4 separate regions of the Homo sapiens genome follow, and all the other regions are linked to region 3. The links are chromatin contacts, found by Hi-C or POLR2A ChIA-PET in ENCODE. All regions are on one chromosome and are shown on one strand. Each heading gives the region's core, a stretch centred on a gene start or an enhancer-like site at or near the end of the contact. The rest is flanking DNA. Distances are from core to core; before and after follow the strand shown. Region 1 holds the start of HDAC5 (histone deacetylase 5). Region 2 holds the start of HROB (homologous recombination factor with OB-fold). Region 3 holds the start of FZD2 (frizzled class receptor 2). Region 4 holds the start of GJC1 (gap junction protein gamma 1).

What was found. A loop is a pair of places that touch in the nucleus more often than their neighbours do. ChIA-PET counts read pairs that join two places held with the same protein, here RNA polymerase II (POLR2A). Pooled maps may share reads with other maps.
Region 1: a loop to region 3 is called in a map of natural killer cell, with 15 times the contacts of the local background. The contact joins the promoter of HDAC5 here to the promoter of FZD2 in region 3. A Hi-C loop is called at or near these places in 1 of 168 maps with a recorded cell type or tissue (natural killer cell) and 6 of 50 pooled maps. POLR2A ChIA-PET finds 5 or more read pairs at or near these places in 4 of 52 experiments (B cell, GM10248, WTC11 and 1 more).
Region 2: a pooled map shows a loop between it and region 3 (16-fold over the local background). The contact joins the promoter of HROB here to the promoter of FZD2 in region 3. A Hi-C loop is called at or near these places in 2 of 37 single-sample maps with no recorded cell type and 5 of 50 pooled maps. POLR2A ChIA-PET finds 5 or more read pairs at or near these places in 5 of 52 experiments (BJ, OCI-LY7, WTC11 and 2 more).
Region 4: a loop to region 3 is called in a pooled map, with 6 times the contacts of the local background. The contact joins the promoter of GJC1 here to the promoter of FZD2 in region 3. A Hi-C loop is called at or near these places in 6 of 50 pooled maps. POLR2A ChIA-PET finds 5 or more read pairs at or near these places in 3 of 52 experiments (GM10248, activated B cell and activated CD8-positive, alpha-beta memory T cell).

What each region holds. Positions count from the first base shown.
Region 1 is chr17:44,122,037-44,125,148 of GRCh38, reverse strand. It overlaps HDAC5 (histone deacetylase 5), which reads left to right and starts at 1,508. Exons shown (of 27, transcript NM_005474.5): 1 at 1,508-1,645. RefSeq lists an enhancer at 1,147-1,306 and silencers at 1,397-1,456, 1,527-1,626, 1,677-1,816.
Region 2 is chr17:44,140,289-44,143,539 of GRCh38, reverse strand. HROB (homologous recombination factor with OB-fold) reads right to left here and starts at 1,610. Exons shown (of 10, transcript NM_001171251.3): 1 at 1,395-1,610. The coding sequence starts at 1,397. RefSeq lists silencers at 785-1,079, 1,326-1,385 and an enhancer at 1,686-1,855.
Region 3 is chr17:44,556,005-44,559,440 of GRCh38, reverse strand. It overlaps FZD2 (frizzled class receptor 2), which reads right to left and starts at 1,957. Exons shown (of 1, transcript NM_001466.4): 1 at 1-1,957. The coding sequence starts at 1,752. The coding sequence ends at 55. RefSeq lists silencers at 1,211-1,260, 1,506-1,752, 2,151-2,250 and enhancers at 747-1,707, 1,925-2,692, 2,693-3,436.
Region 4 is chr17:44,829,020-44,832,228 of GRCh38, reverse strand. It overlaps GJC1 (gap junction protein gamma 1), which reads left to right and starts at 1,942. Exons shown (of 3, transcript NM_005497.4): 1 at 1,942-2,167. RefSeq lists enhancers at 337-1,310, 1,311-2,284 and a silencer at 2,340-2,629.

The sequences.
Region 1 (3,112 bases), core at 259-2,758, 430 kb after region 3:
CCACCACCACGCCCGGCTAATTTTTTGTATTTTTAGTAGAGACGGGTTTCACTGTGTTAGCCAGGGTGGTCTCGACATCCTGACCTCGTGATCCACCAGCCTCGACCTCCCAAAGTGCTGGGATTACGGGCGTGAGCCACCATGCCCGGCCCACGCCCGGCCTCTTTTTTAAAATACAGACAGTGTCTCGCCATGTTACCCAGGCTGGTCTTGAACTGGGCTCAAGCAATCCTCCCGCCTCGGCCTCCAAAGTGCTAGGATTGATGACAGGCAAGAGCCAATGCACCTGGCCCCTTTAAAACTTTTTTTTTTGAGGCAGAGTTTCACTCTTGTTGCCCAGGCTGGAGTGCAATGGCACGATCTTGGCTCACTGCAACCTCCGCCTCTCAGGTTCAAGGGATTCTACTGCCTCAGCCTCCTGAGTAGGTGGGATTACAGGCGCCTGCCACCACGCCCGGCTAATTTTTTTGTATTTTTAGTAGAGACGGGGTTTTACCATAATGGCCAGGCTGGTCTCAAACTCTTGACCTCAGGTTATCCGCCTGCCTCCGCCTCCCAAAGTGCGGGGATTACAGGCGTGAGCCACCATGCCCGGTCCCCTATAAAACTTTTAATGTCTGGATAATATTTTACTGAATGAATGTCTCCTGCTTTGCTTGCCAATTCCCTATCGATGGATATTTAGGTTGTTTTCAACTTTTCACATCATTACAAACAATCTCATGTTCATTTTTTAACATAACAACGTTTATTTATTTGGAATACATTTTTGTTAGTGGAATTGCTGGGTCATTGACAAATTGTCTAGGTCTAATTAAACATGTTCATACTGTGTACCAAGAGGAGATGTAGCGTGGATGGCACCAAAGTCAGGGAAGTCTTTCCGGCTCCTGGTCTGCTGGTCTGCCCTTTTGAAGGCCTTGGAGTGTTACAGCCATACCCTGGCCTTTCCCAGGCTTTTCTTTCCCTGGCACGGATGCAGTGTGTGCGGTCAGAGCTGGCGAGTTCGAGACTTGTCCGAACCATCCACCCGCAGCCAGGCCCCGCTGCAGAGGCTGCGGTGGCCCTCCCAGCCCCTGGGAATCTATCCCCAGGTCCCCTCCCCGACCGCGGGAGGGCGTGTTAGGGGAGCAGCTTAGGCAAGCGACGATTGCACCATCCACGTTTTGAAAAGAAAGTCCGGGGAGCGCAAGGAGGAAACTTTTACAATCCAAAGGTTGAGCCCCAGCATCCATACTCGGCCCCTGCAGCGATCCTTCCACTCCTGCTCGCTGGGTTCCGATCCCTTCCCTTCCACCCCGTCTCGGCCGAACCCTGTGCTGGGCACTGGCCCTTTAAGGAGCTGTCACGATGGCGTCGCTGGCCCCGCCCGGCGGGGAGGGCCGAGAGGCAGGGGAGGGGTTGGTGGTGGCTGCGGGCAAGGGGAAGGCGGGGGGGGCTGGGGGGGGGGTCTGGGTCTATTTTTAGCTCCGGGTCGGGTCACGTGACGGGAGTGACGTCTCCGAATGTTGTTGTTGGTGGCGGCGGCGAGCGGAGCCGGAGGAGCCGCCGCAAAGATGGAGGAGCCGTCGAGGAGGTGCTGCCGCCGCTGCCGCCGCCGCTGCTGCCGCCGCCGCCCGCGAAGCCGGAGCTCGAGCCGCAGCGGGTGAGCGCGCCGCCCCGGCCCAGATCCCATCTTCCCCGGACCCCGGGACGCGAGGCGGCGCCCCCTCCTCCTGCTGTCTCTGTCCGCGGGCTCCCAGCGCGCGCGCCGCGCTCCGCGCCCCCCTTCCTTCCTCCCGGCCCTGGGAGCCAGCCGGCGCCCCCCGGGAGCATCGGCAGCCCGTGAGCGGGACATCGGGGTTGCTGCGCGCGCCCCTCCCTGCCCCTCCCAGACAGGGGCGCCTTCCCTACAGGTAAGGGAGGGGCCCGCCTTCTCGCGCCCTGCGCCCCCAAATGGCTCGGAGACCGGCCGGGGTTGTCTGATTTGCCCCTTCCCTGGCGGCGCATGTTGCGTTGCAGAGCCATTTGAGCCCTGCACCCGGATTCTGTGCAGACCCCTCTTCGCTGGACACCCCTTTCTTGGTACTCTGAGGTGAGGGGTGCTGTCCACCCAGAGCGCTTCTCCCCATAGCTACGAACGCATCCTTGATTTTATGTCCTTGACTTCCGTGCATGAGGAGGGGGACTGCGGAGTCCACCTTACTTCTCTCTCCCATTATTCTCACCCCGTCTCCTGTGAGGCGTTACTGCGTTTGTTGCCACCCTCTTCTCCTGTCTGACACCTTGGAGCCAGGATGCGAGAGCTAGGAGATGAAATGGAGCTCCCCCCCAACCCCTTCTTGTCTTGGGTGGATGCCCCCCATTTTTCATCCTGGATCTGTATCTCATGGAAGCGGGGGCACTACCAGTGCCTTATTAACTTGGGGGGAGTCAGCTTCTCCACCCCACCCTTCCCTGGGGCCCTGGGGAAGATGAGAACTGGCTGGGTGTAAGTAATTAATCTGGGAGCTTGGTGGGGGCTGTTGAAGTGGGGAGGTTGGGTGCTTCCTTTGGGAGAGGAGATGACCACTTGATACCCCTGGCTGATACCCCTTCTGAAATGAGGTGTGTCCCTAAAGAGGAAAGGTAACAGCTGCAGTTGCTTTTAGGAGGGTGCAAAAGGGACCCATCACTCAGTCAGTGACCACCATGCTTTTGGGATCTGGGATTAGATTTGGAGCTTGGGGAGGTGGTGGTGATTGGTTTCAGTGTCCAACTGGGAGGGGAGGATGGAGCCAGATTATGGGAACAAAAGGAGGTGGGGGGGAGGGTGAGATCCAGGAGTCTTGGTCAGAGGGACCCCTAGCCAGATTGCCTTGCAGGATTGCAGTCTGGGTCTGGGTCCTGCCTTTGGCTTCCTCTTAGTTTCAGAGGATGTAGGCAGGCAGGCATGGTCTTCAGTCTCCCCAGTCCTAGGCACCCTGAGCCTATGCTGGCTGTTGAGATGCTGGGCTGGGCTGGGCTGGGCTAGGCTGGCTGGGCTGGATGGTGGATGAGCCATGTTGGGGGCTGCCTGCTTCTTCATTCCAGTCTTCCCTCCTTCCTCTCCCTCCCTAAACACAAAGCTTGGGGAGATCTTGGTTTGTCTCCT
Region 2 (3,251 bases), core at 361-2,860, 420 kb after region 3:
CCCAAGTAGCTGGGATTACAGGCCAAGCCACAATGCCTGGCTATTTTTTTTTGTATTTTTAGTTGAGACAGGGTTTCACCATGTTAGCCAGGCTGGTCTTGAACTCCTGACCTTGTGATCTGCCCACCTCAGCCTCCCAAAGTGCTGGGATTACAGGCGTGAGCCACTGCGCCCAGGCTAATTTTTAAATTTTTATAGATACGGGGCCTCACTACATTGCCCAGGCCAGTCTTGAACTCCTGGGCTCAAGTGATCCTCCCACTGTGGCCTCCAAAGTGCTGGGATTATAGGTGTCAGCCACAGGCTGGGCATGGTGGCTCACTCCTGTAATCCCAGCACTTTGTGACGCCAAGGCGGGTGGACCACCTGAGGCCAGGAGTTCAAGAACAGCCTGGCCAACAAAGTGAAACCTCGTCTCTACTAAAAATAGAAATAAGTTAGCTGGGGTGGTGGTGCCCGCCTGTAATCCCAGCTTGTTGGGAGTCTAAGGCAGGAGAATTGCTTGAACCTGGGAAGTGGAGGTTGCAGTGAGCGGAGATCGCACCACTGCACTTCAGCCTGGGCCACAGAGTGAGACTCTGTCTCAAAAAAACAAACAAACAAAAACAGGTGTCAGCCACGGCCCCTGGCTTGGGCCTAAGGATTTTGCAATATCCCAAAGGTTTCGCCTGACCAATCTTATGTCAAACATAAGAGAAACTACCATAAATCCAAACATGTCTGCACAGTGGCATTGTTTCTGCAAATGAAGCCAGTAGTTTCCCTACCTAATCCAAGGCCCAAAAACTAGGGTCCCAGGAGAGTAGGATGCCCCAGTCCACGGTTCCTTCTTTCTAGCCAGCAGGGCTGCTGTAGCCAGTTCCTGATGAGTGTCAAACCCAGATCAGAGGTGGTGCCTAACCCCAGATGCCAGAGCCGCAGGAGCTACAGCTGGCGATACAGTTCCCAAGACTCTAAGGGTCAGAGTGAAAGGGGTGGGCGGGAGACGACGGTTGCAGTGAGCAGAGATCACGCCACTGCACTCCAGCCTGGGCGACAGAACGAGACTTCGTCCAAAAAAAAAAAAAAAAAAAGTAGAAAGTGTGGGGCGGGGAGGGGAAAGGGATGGACCCAAGCGGTAGTGACGTCTGAGCGCACTGGAAAGGGGGGTTTCCCAGGAGGGTAGGAAGGCAACAGGAGGGAAACTGAGGCCCGGGGGAGGAGAATGCTTTCTCAGGGTCTCCGGCGCGTCCATGACAAGCCCTGACGACAGCCCAGGTCTCCCGACTCCGCCGAACCCCCACCCAGACCCCGGTCCTGCAACTTGCGCGGGCGAGGGGCTGGAACCCCATGAGCAGTTCCGGAGGCCAGGGGGCCCTGCGGCCCGCCAGCCCCCAAGCTGGGCGCGGCATTACCATAGCGACGGCGGGTGGGCCTCGGCGGGGAGGTTGGCCCGGCACCCCGAGTCCGGGGAGTCGCCGGGGCCTTGGACACGACCCAGGTGGAAGTCTCGGACTCCGAGGGACAGTGCTTCCGGGCTGGGGTCAGAGGGATGAGTCTCTGCGATATAGGGAAAGTCGCCAGGAGACTGGCGGCAGGCGCCTTAGGCCGCATTCGAAGACGCCGCCACTGGGGCGTCTCCGCCTTCTTAAAGGGGCAGGCATATTTCTTTCCCGCCGACACAAAGGGCCTTCTCACTGTAGTCTTCCGCTCTGGTCTTAAAGGGGAAACGGATGGGCTCTCGGTCGCCCCCAAGCGGCTCCTCTTCCCAGTCGGCTGGTTCAGCACTGGTTCAGGTGAGATCAAGCATCTTGGCCCCACGATGCCTAATCCTGCCCCCGCCCCTTTCTTTTCCGTTCTTTTTTTTTTTTCTTTTTTAAACCGAATCTCGCTCTGTCGCCCAGGCTGGAGTGCAGTGGCGCGATCTCGGCTCACTGCAACCTCCGCCTCCCGGGTTCAAGCGATTCTCCTGCCTCAGCCTTCGAAGTAGCTGGGATTACAGGCGTAAGCCATGGCGCCCGGCCTCCCTGCTTGACTTAATACTGCTTCAGAGCAAGACTGTGGCTTTTCACCTTTGTGAACCAGCATGTGGCACATTGAAGACACTCAGAAAATGAGTTTGTTTTTGTTTTGAGACTTACTTTACTCCCTTACCCAGCCCGGAGTGCAGCGGCACAGTCATGGCTCACTGCATCCTCCACCTCTTGGGCCCAAGCAGTCCTCCCACCTCAGCCTCCTGAGTAGCTGGGATCACAGGCACACACCACCAAACCCAGTTAACTTTTTTTTTTTTTGACACGGAGTCTCACATTGTTGCCCAGGCTGGAGTGCAGTGGCACGATCTTGGCTCACTGCAACCTCTGCCTCTCAGGTTCAAGCGATTCTCCTGCTTCAGCCTACCAAGTAGCTGGGATTACAAGTGCCCGCCACCACGCCCGGCTAATTTTTTTTTTTTTTTTTTTTTTTTGAGACAGTCTCGCTCTGCAGGACAGGCTGCAGTGCAGTGGCATGATCTCGGCTCACTGCAACCTCTTCCTCCTAGGCTCAAGCAATTCTCCTGCCTCAGCCTCCCGAGTAGCTGGGATAACAGGCATGTGCCATCATGCCTGGCTAATTTTTGTATTTTTAGTAGAGACAGGGTTTCACCATGTTGGCCAGGCTGGTCTCGAACTCCTGACCTCAGGTAATCTGCCCGCCTCTGCCTCCCAAAGTGCTGGGATTACAGACGTGAGCCACTGCGCCCAGCCACGCCCAGCTAATTTTTTGTATTTTTAGTAGAGACAGGGTTTCACCATGTTGGCCAGGATGGTCTCGAACTCCTGACCTCAGGTAATCTGCCCGCCTCTGCCTCCCAAAGTGCTGGGATTACAGACGTGAACCACTGCGCCCAGCCACGCCCAGCTAACTTTTTGTATTTTTAGTAGAGACAGGGTTTCACTATGTTGCCCAGGCTGGTCTTGAACACCTGACCTCGTGATCCACCCGCATTGGCCTCCCGAAGTGCTGGGATTATAAACGTGAGCCACTGTGCCTGGCCTAAGCCCAGCTAATTTTTTTATGTTTATTTGTTGTAGAGATGAAGGCTCCCTATGTTGCCCAGGCTGAACAAGTGTTTGTTGAATGACTTGATGCCATTTGTCAGGAGGGAGTGCGAATGGCTGGGCAACTCAATGCTCACTTCCGCGGTGGCTCTTGCCTGTAATCTCAGCACTTTGGGAGGCAGAGGCGGGCGGATCACAAGGGCAGGAGATCGAGACCATCCTGGCTAACAT
Region 3 (3,436 bases), core at 708-3,207:
GGCCCCACCCCGGGCGGAGGAAAGCGCCGCGCGGTTCCGGCCTGGGGGCGTCCCTCACACGGTGGTCTCACCGTGTCGGCTGTTGGTGAGGCGAGTGTAGAACTTCCTCCACGAGTGCAGCGTCTTGCCCGACCAGATCCAGAAGCCCGACGTGATGCCCACGATGAGCGTCATGAGGTATTTGATCATGTAGACCGTGAAGTCGGGCGACATGCGCGGCGTGTAGTGCGCCGGGCACGGGATGGCCAGGCTCTTGCAGTGCTGGCTCACCCACGAGCGCTCCCAGTGCTCGCGGAAGGCCTGCTCGTAGAAGTAGCAAGCGATGACGATGGTGGCGGGCACTGTGTAGAGCACGGAGAAGACGCCGATGCGCACCATGAGCCGCTCCAGCTTTTCGGTCTTGGTGCCGTCGTGCTTCATGATGGTGCGGATGCGGAAGAGCGACACGAAGCCGGCCAGGAGGAAGGACGTGCCGATGAACAGGTACACGAAGAGCGGCGCTAGCACGAAGCCCCGCAGCGGGTCCAGGCTGTTGAGGCCTACGAAGCACACGCCGCTCAGCAGGTCGCCGTCGATCTGGCCCATGGCCAGGATGGTGATGGTCTTGACGGCCGGCACGGCCCAGGCGGCCAGGTGGAAGTACTGAGAGTTGGCCTCGATGGCCTCGTGGCCCCACTTCATGCCGGCTGCCAGGAACCAGGTGAGCGACAGGATGACCCACCAGATGGAGCTGGCCATGCTGAAGAAGTAGAGCATCATGAAGAGGATGGTGCAGCCCTCCTTCTTGGTGCCCTGCACCACCGTGCGGTAACCGTCCTCGGAGAAGCGCTCGTTGCACACCACGCGCTCCTGGAGCACGAAGCCCGCGATGTAGGCCACCGACACCATGGTGTAGCAGCCCGACAGAAAAATGATAGGCCGCTCTGGGTAGCGGAAGCGCTGCATGTCTACCAAGTACGTGGTGACAGTGAAGAAGGTGGAAGCGCAGCACAGCACCGACCAGGTGAGGATCCAGAGGCGCGCGAAACGCGTCTCCTCCTGTGAGAAGAACATGGAACCATCGGGCCGCGCAGGTTCGCAGGGCGCAGCACAATCACGCTCGCCCAGAAACTTGTAGCTGAGATAGGATGGCACCTTGAGGACGCGCGGGCAGTGGAAGGGGTGCTCCAGCGTGGCGTAGCGCGGGGGAGCGCCGCCGCCGCCCGGGCCACCCGGGGTGCCCCCGGCACCCGGCTGCAGTCCCGGCGGCGGCGCGGTGGTGAGTAGCGCGGGAGCTCCGTCCTCGGAGTGGTTCTGGCCGACGCAGATCTGCTCGGCGCCGTGGCGCGGGAAGTGCTCGCAGCGCAGGCGCTCGGGCCACTGAAAACCGAACTTGTTCATGAGGGCTTCGCAGCCCTGGCGCGCGCGCTCACAGATAGAGCGGCACGGCGGGATGGCCTGTTCCAGCACGGTGCACACGGGTGCGTACATGGAGCACAGGAAGAAGCGCAGTTCGGGCGAGCACTGCACCTTCACCAGCGGATAGAACTGGTGCACCTCTAGGCCTGCGTCCTCCTGGTTCGTGTGGCCCAGAAGGTTGGGCATGATGGTCTGGTTGTAGGCGATGTCCGTGCACAGCGGGATGGAGATGGGCTGGCAGAAGCCGTGGTCCGGGATGGAGATGCCCTTCTCCCCGTGGAACTGGGCCGGCCCGGCGGCGGGCAGCAGCAGCAGCGGCAGCAGCAGGCGGGGCAGGGCGCTGCGGGGCCGCATGCTGGCCGCCGCCCCCCACCCGGCTCCTTGGCGCCCCCCCCGCCCCCGCCCCCAACCCGGAGACTGCGCTTCTTCCCCGCCGCCTCCTCGCTGCGGCTGCCGCCTCCCGCGCCTCTTTGCAAACTTTACTCGCGGCCGCAGAGTTGGGGAGGCCGGGCGGGGGAGGGGGCGGTGCGCCTGCCCGCTTGCTTGCCGCGGTCGGACTGAGCAGCCGGAGACACCGCGCGCTGCTGCCCTCTCTCCTCTTCCTCCTCCTCTCGCCTCTCAGCTCCCCCTCTCCCCTCCCTTCTGCACCCAGCGACTTCTTTGTGCCTCCTCCAGCCCTCACCTCGGCCTCTCCGATCCCAATTAGTCGGTTTCAAGGGGGCCCCCGCTGGCGGCCCCGCCCTCTCCTCAGCCCCCCAAAAAAGGGATCCTTGAAACCGCCCCGTCGAGCTCTAAGCACCAACCCAAAATGTGCTCTCGGCCAATCAGATTTAAACCCGAGGACCAGGCCCGAGGGCTGGATTGGTCGACCACAACATAATGAGATCAGAAACCAGATGCCAACAAAACTTTCCCCCCCTTTTGCTTTTTAAAGAGACAAGCTATTATTATATTAAGGGCTGTTTGCCCAGCCCGGGATTTCTCCGGAGTTGCCGCGGCGAGATCGGGGGACACTACTCGACCCTGGCTCACTCCTCTTCCCGGGCCGAGGTGCTCTGCCGGGTGGGGACTCTTTAAACCCTTGCCCCCGCCCCCGATCCTCGAACCCCACCTATTCCTAGTCCAATTTTTCAAATCGAGTGAAAAATCTCAAATTTAAAAATTAAAACAGACTTTAAAAAAACTAACAATTTACAAAGACCTTTTCTGTCCGCTCTTTCTGGAGCCCAGGCGAAAGTTTCACTTCACTTTACACGTAGATCCCTCGCCCTCCCCCTCCACACACCCTTAAAAAACCCTCTGAAAAATGGGATCCTGTCTCTTTAAGAGACTCTTAAAGGGACCAGGACTCCGAGGCGTAATTGCCCCGTAGCCAACACAAAGGAGCCCATTATGGTTCTTTGTGTTCGGTGGCACCTCAAAGTGAGAAAACTCAGGAACTCGGAGGCCCGGAGCTGGAGGGTTGGGGCGGGGGGCTTGGAGGGAGCGAGGGAAAGGAGAATGGCCCGGAGCTGCGGCTTCTCCCTCCCGCTTCTTCTGCGGCAAATCTTAATTGTGCAAAGTAAAGTTTAGTTGCCCTAAGGAGGAGGTCTTAATCGAAAGTTAATGGTGGGGGGCGGGGGGTGACGGGCAATTTTGAGTGAAGGGACGACTCTCTTAGGCCTGACGAACGTTTGAGGGAATTTTCCTTCTGCCTCCCCACCTCTACCTCCGCCCCCTAAAAGCTTCCAGATCCCGTCTCCAGGGCGAGAGGGGAGTTTTACCCAAATCTTAAGTGGTTCCACACCAGAGAGGGGTGGCGTGTGTGACGCGGGAGGAAACTGGGGGGTTGTGGTGAATTATCCCCTCCACATCTCTCACCTGGTAAGGGGTGGGGTGTGGCCAGCAGGGTTCCTGCTACTTTTAGAATTTTTCTTTTCCCTTCTAGGATTTTAAATTTGGAAAGGGGTCGAGGAGGAATTTGCATGTAAATCTCCTGGGCCTGATACTGGATGATGGATCAATTATTTTCTGTTGTCTCTCCCGAGGGACAGGGGAA
Region 4 (3,209 bases), core at 693-3,192, 270 kb before region 3:
TCACAAGGTCAGGAGATCGAGACCATCCTGGCCAACATGGTGAAACCCTGTCTCTACTAAAAATACAAAAATTAGTTGGGCGTGGTTGCGTGCGCCTGTAGTCCCAGCTACTCGGGAGGCTGAGGCAGGAGAATTGCTTGAACCGGGGAGGTGGAGCTTGCAGTGAGCCTAGATGGCGCCCACTGCACTCCAGCCTGGCGACAGAGTGAGACTCTCCCTCAAAACAAAACAAAACAAAAAAGTTATTTGTACTAGTTTACAGTTGCAGGCTGTGAGAATTTTAATATTTTATTCAACAGGTACAATGATGTTGTTTCCTGTGTTATTTTAGTTACATGCTATTTATTATTTCCAGGTATTTTCAGAGTTTTCACCCTGGTCATTTTATTTTTTTCACTTATTTTTTTGAGACAGGGTCTCACTCTGTCGCTCAGGCTGGAGTGCAGTGGCGCTATCTCAGCTTACTGCAGCCTTGACCTCCCGGGCTCAAGCGATCCTCCCACCTCATGCTTGGAGTAGCTAGGATCACAGGTGCGCGTCACCACACCCGGCTAATTTTTGTATTTTTTGTAGAGATGGGGGTTTTGCCATATTGTCCAGGCTGGTCTGGAACCCCAGGGCTCAAGCAATCCGCCTGCCTAGGCCTCCCAAAGTGCTGGAATTACAGGCGTGAGCCACCGCGCCCATCCCACACTTGTCATTTTAAATACATCTGTAGAGAGGCAATGTGATAAGGCGTGGGGACAGACTACAGCAATCACAGGGAGAAGTACTTAAATGCTCCGAGGCCAAGCAGGTCATGAAATGATTTAAGCAGCTGAGTGGGGACATTGCCTACCCGGACAAGGTGACTCAAGAGGAGCTGCCATGTGAAAAGAGAAGCTCAAAGTAAGCAGCTTTTGACTTTTTAGGGAGGCCAGAAATCTGGATTTTAATATTTTGGTAACTAATTCATATTTTTGGAAAACATACTGGCCACACAAAACTGGTCAGTGCATTAGATGCCTAGCCTTCAAGATTTCCACTCTGGGGCTACCCCTTAGGGCTTGGCTTTGGGTGGGGGAGTTTGACTTGCAGCAAGTAACCTCACTTGTTAGCGCTTAATTTCCCCTCTGGTCAAAAGGGCAAAATAATAAAAGCCTGTCCATCGGCATTCTGATGCTCAGATGAGATCATTCCAGAGGTCGCCCATCTCTTTACTGAGCCTTCCTTTATTACCCAAAGTCTTACTCTACTTAAAGCATTTGGAGAATTTTCGGTTTCCTACTGGGCATTTTAAAACTGGGGATTCCTATGCATGAAAATTTTTCCCAAGTCCTCTGAATGGGATCCTGCTGGGATGCAAAGAGTTAAGAGGAAATAGCCTATTAGGGTCTTGCTAATCCGAGAAGTTCAGGACCTGAAAAGTATCTAGAGCACTGCTAAGAGCCCCGACTCTAGCTAGATCCACGCAGGGCCCGCCAGATCCTCGAGGAATTGTAGAGCAGAACCTGGGAGGAGACATTAGCATCCCGTGCTACAATGGACCAAGGCCTCGGCGGAGCGCGCAGAAGACAACTCTGGGCCCGCTAAACCAACCCAGGATACCCAGGTAAGGCGAGAACCCACGGCGCCGTTAGCGGCCCGCTCAAACTGAGGCGCGGCTGGCGGGGGACTCTCGCCCGAAAATCAGCTTGGAAGAATGAACTGTCCGGAGCGAAGTCTGCGCCCACCCGGGGTCCAGACTCCACGCGGGTGACTCCCACGCGCGCCGCGCCTCCGCCGCGTCCCGGACTATCCGAGAGAGCGGCGAGGACTCGACCGCGGAAAGTTGGCGCTCGCGTCGCTTCCCGCGCGTTCTGGGGCGCCCCCCTCCCACTCGAGCGCCACGTGCCGCGCGCCCCCCGCTCCCGGGCCGCGGCGGGACGCCCCCGCCCCCACCGCAGCGCGCAGTGCGCAGGCGCCTTCCCGCGGGTCGCGGCGGCGGGAGCGGGAGGCGGCGGCGGCGGCGGCAGCGGCGGGAGCGGCTTCTGCCTCGGCTGGAGACTGAGGCGAAGGCGGCAGCGGCGGAGGAGGTGGAGGAGAGGCGAGGGTGAAGGCGATGGCGACGCGGGGCACATGAGGCCGCGACCGGCGGGACGGGCCGAGGCCCGGCGGAGGAGGCGGCTCCGGGGGAACCCGCCGCCGGGTGAGGGGCGGCCGCAGGGCCGGCTGAGGAGAAGCGGGCCAGGGGCGGGGTCCCAGGGGGAGGCGGGAGAACTCTTGGGGAGCCCGGGGAGGGGCCGAGGAGAACCTCCGGAGGTCCGGGGAGGAGCGCGGCCAGAGCGGGAGAAGGAGGGGGGCGCCGCCGAGGGGTTCCCGCCGAGTCCGGAGGGGCGTCGCCGGCCCGCGTCCTGCCACTGTCCCCGGCGCACCCTCCCTCTTTGTCCCCAGGCGCGCGGCTCCCAAATCGGGAGGGAAACGGCTCGGGGGTGTCCTGGGCCGCGGAGGTGTCGGGCGACGGTCGGGGAGCCCGGACAGAAGCGGCGCGCACTCGGCGGCGCCCCGGCGGTGCCGACAACTACCCGGGCGGTTAGGGGCGCAGGGCGGAGCCGGGCCGCCCCTCGCCGCCCGGGCTCTTCGCGGGCTGCTCTTTGTCTCCCCGACCTCGATCCCTGCGTCTCCGGCGGCGTGCGGGCTCGTCTGAGGCTTCCCGCATCTCCCCGCTGGAACTCCTGCCTCCCGGGGGTTAGAGGAGGGTTCGTTCGAGGGCTGGAAGCGGGAAAGCGGGGCGGAAGGACTGGGCTCATCGCCTCCTGATTAACTCGTTGTCTTTACTTAAAATGACTTTTCCCCCACTTTGTCAAACTTGAGAACTGTTTTGTGTGTGTGTGTGTTTCCTTAAGTCTCTAGCTTCAAAATTAAGAGTAGGCGCTACCGCTGTGATTGTGGGCAGTTGTGTGGTTGGCGGCTGCGTTTGGAGCTCTGAGTTGAAAAGATGTACGTGAATGTATGGTTTAGATTTTGTTCTTTTTTTTGCGATTGTCTGATTGGGAGTACTTTTCCTTTGCGAAATGGGCGAATTTGGTTTTCTTTTTGTTCATTGAGAACTGGCAGTGATACCGATTTCATTATGCTCATGCTTAATTTTGTTAGCATCAAGACGATGTGAAATCGAGTAAGTTAAGTTTGAATAAGTTCAGGCTGAGGGTCATCTTGTATGCCTGATAAGTCTAAATTTGTTATATGTT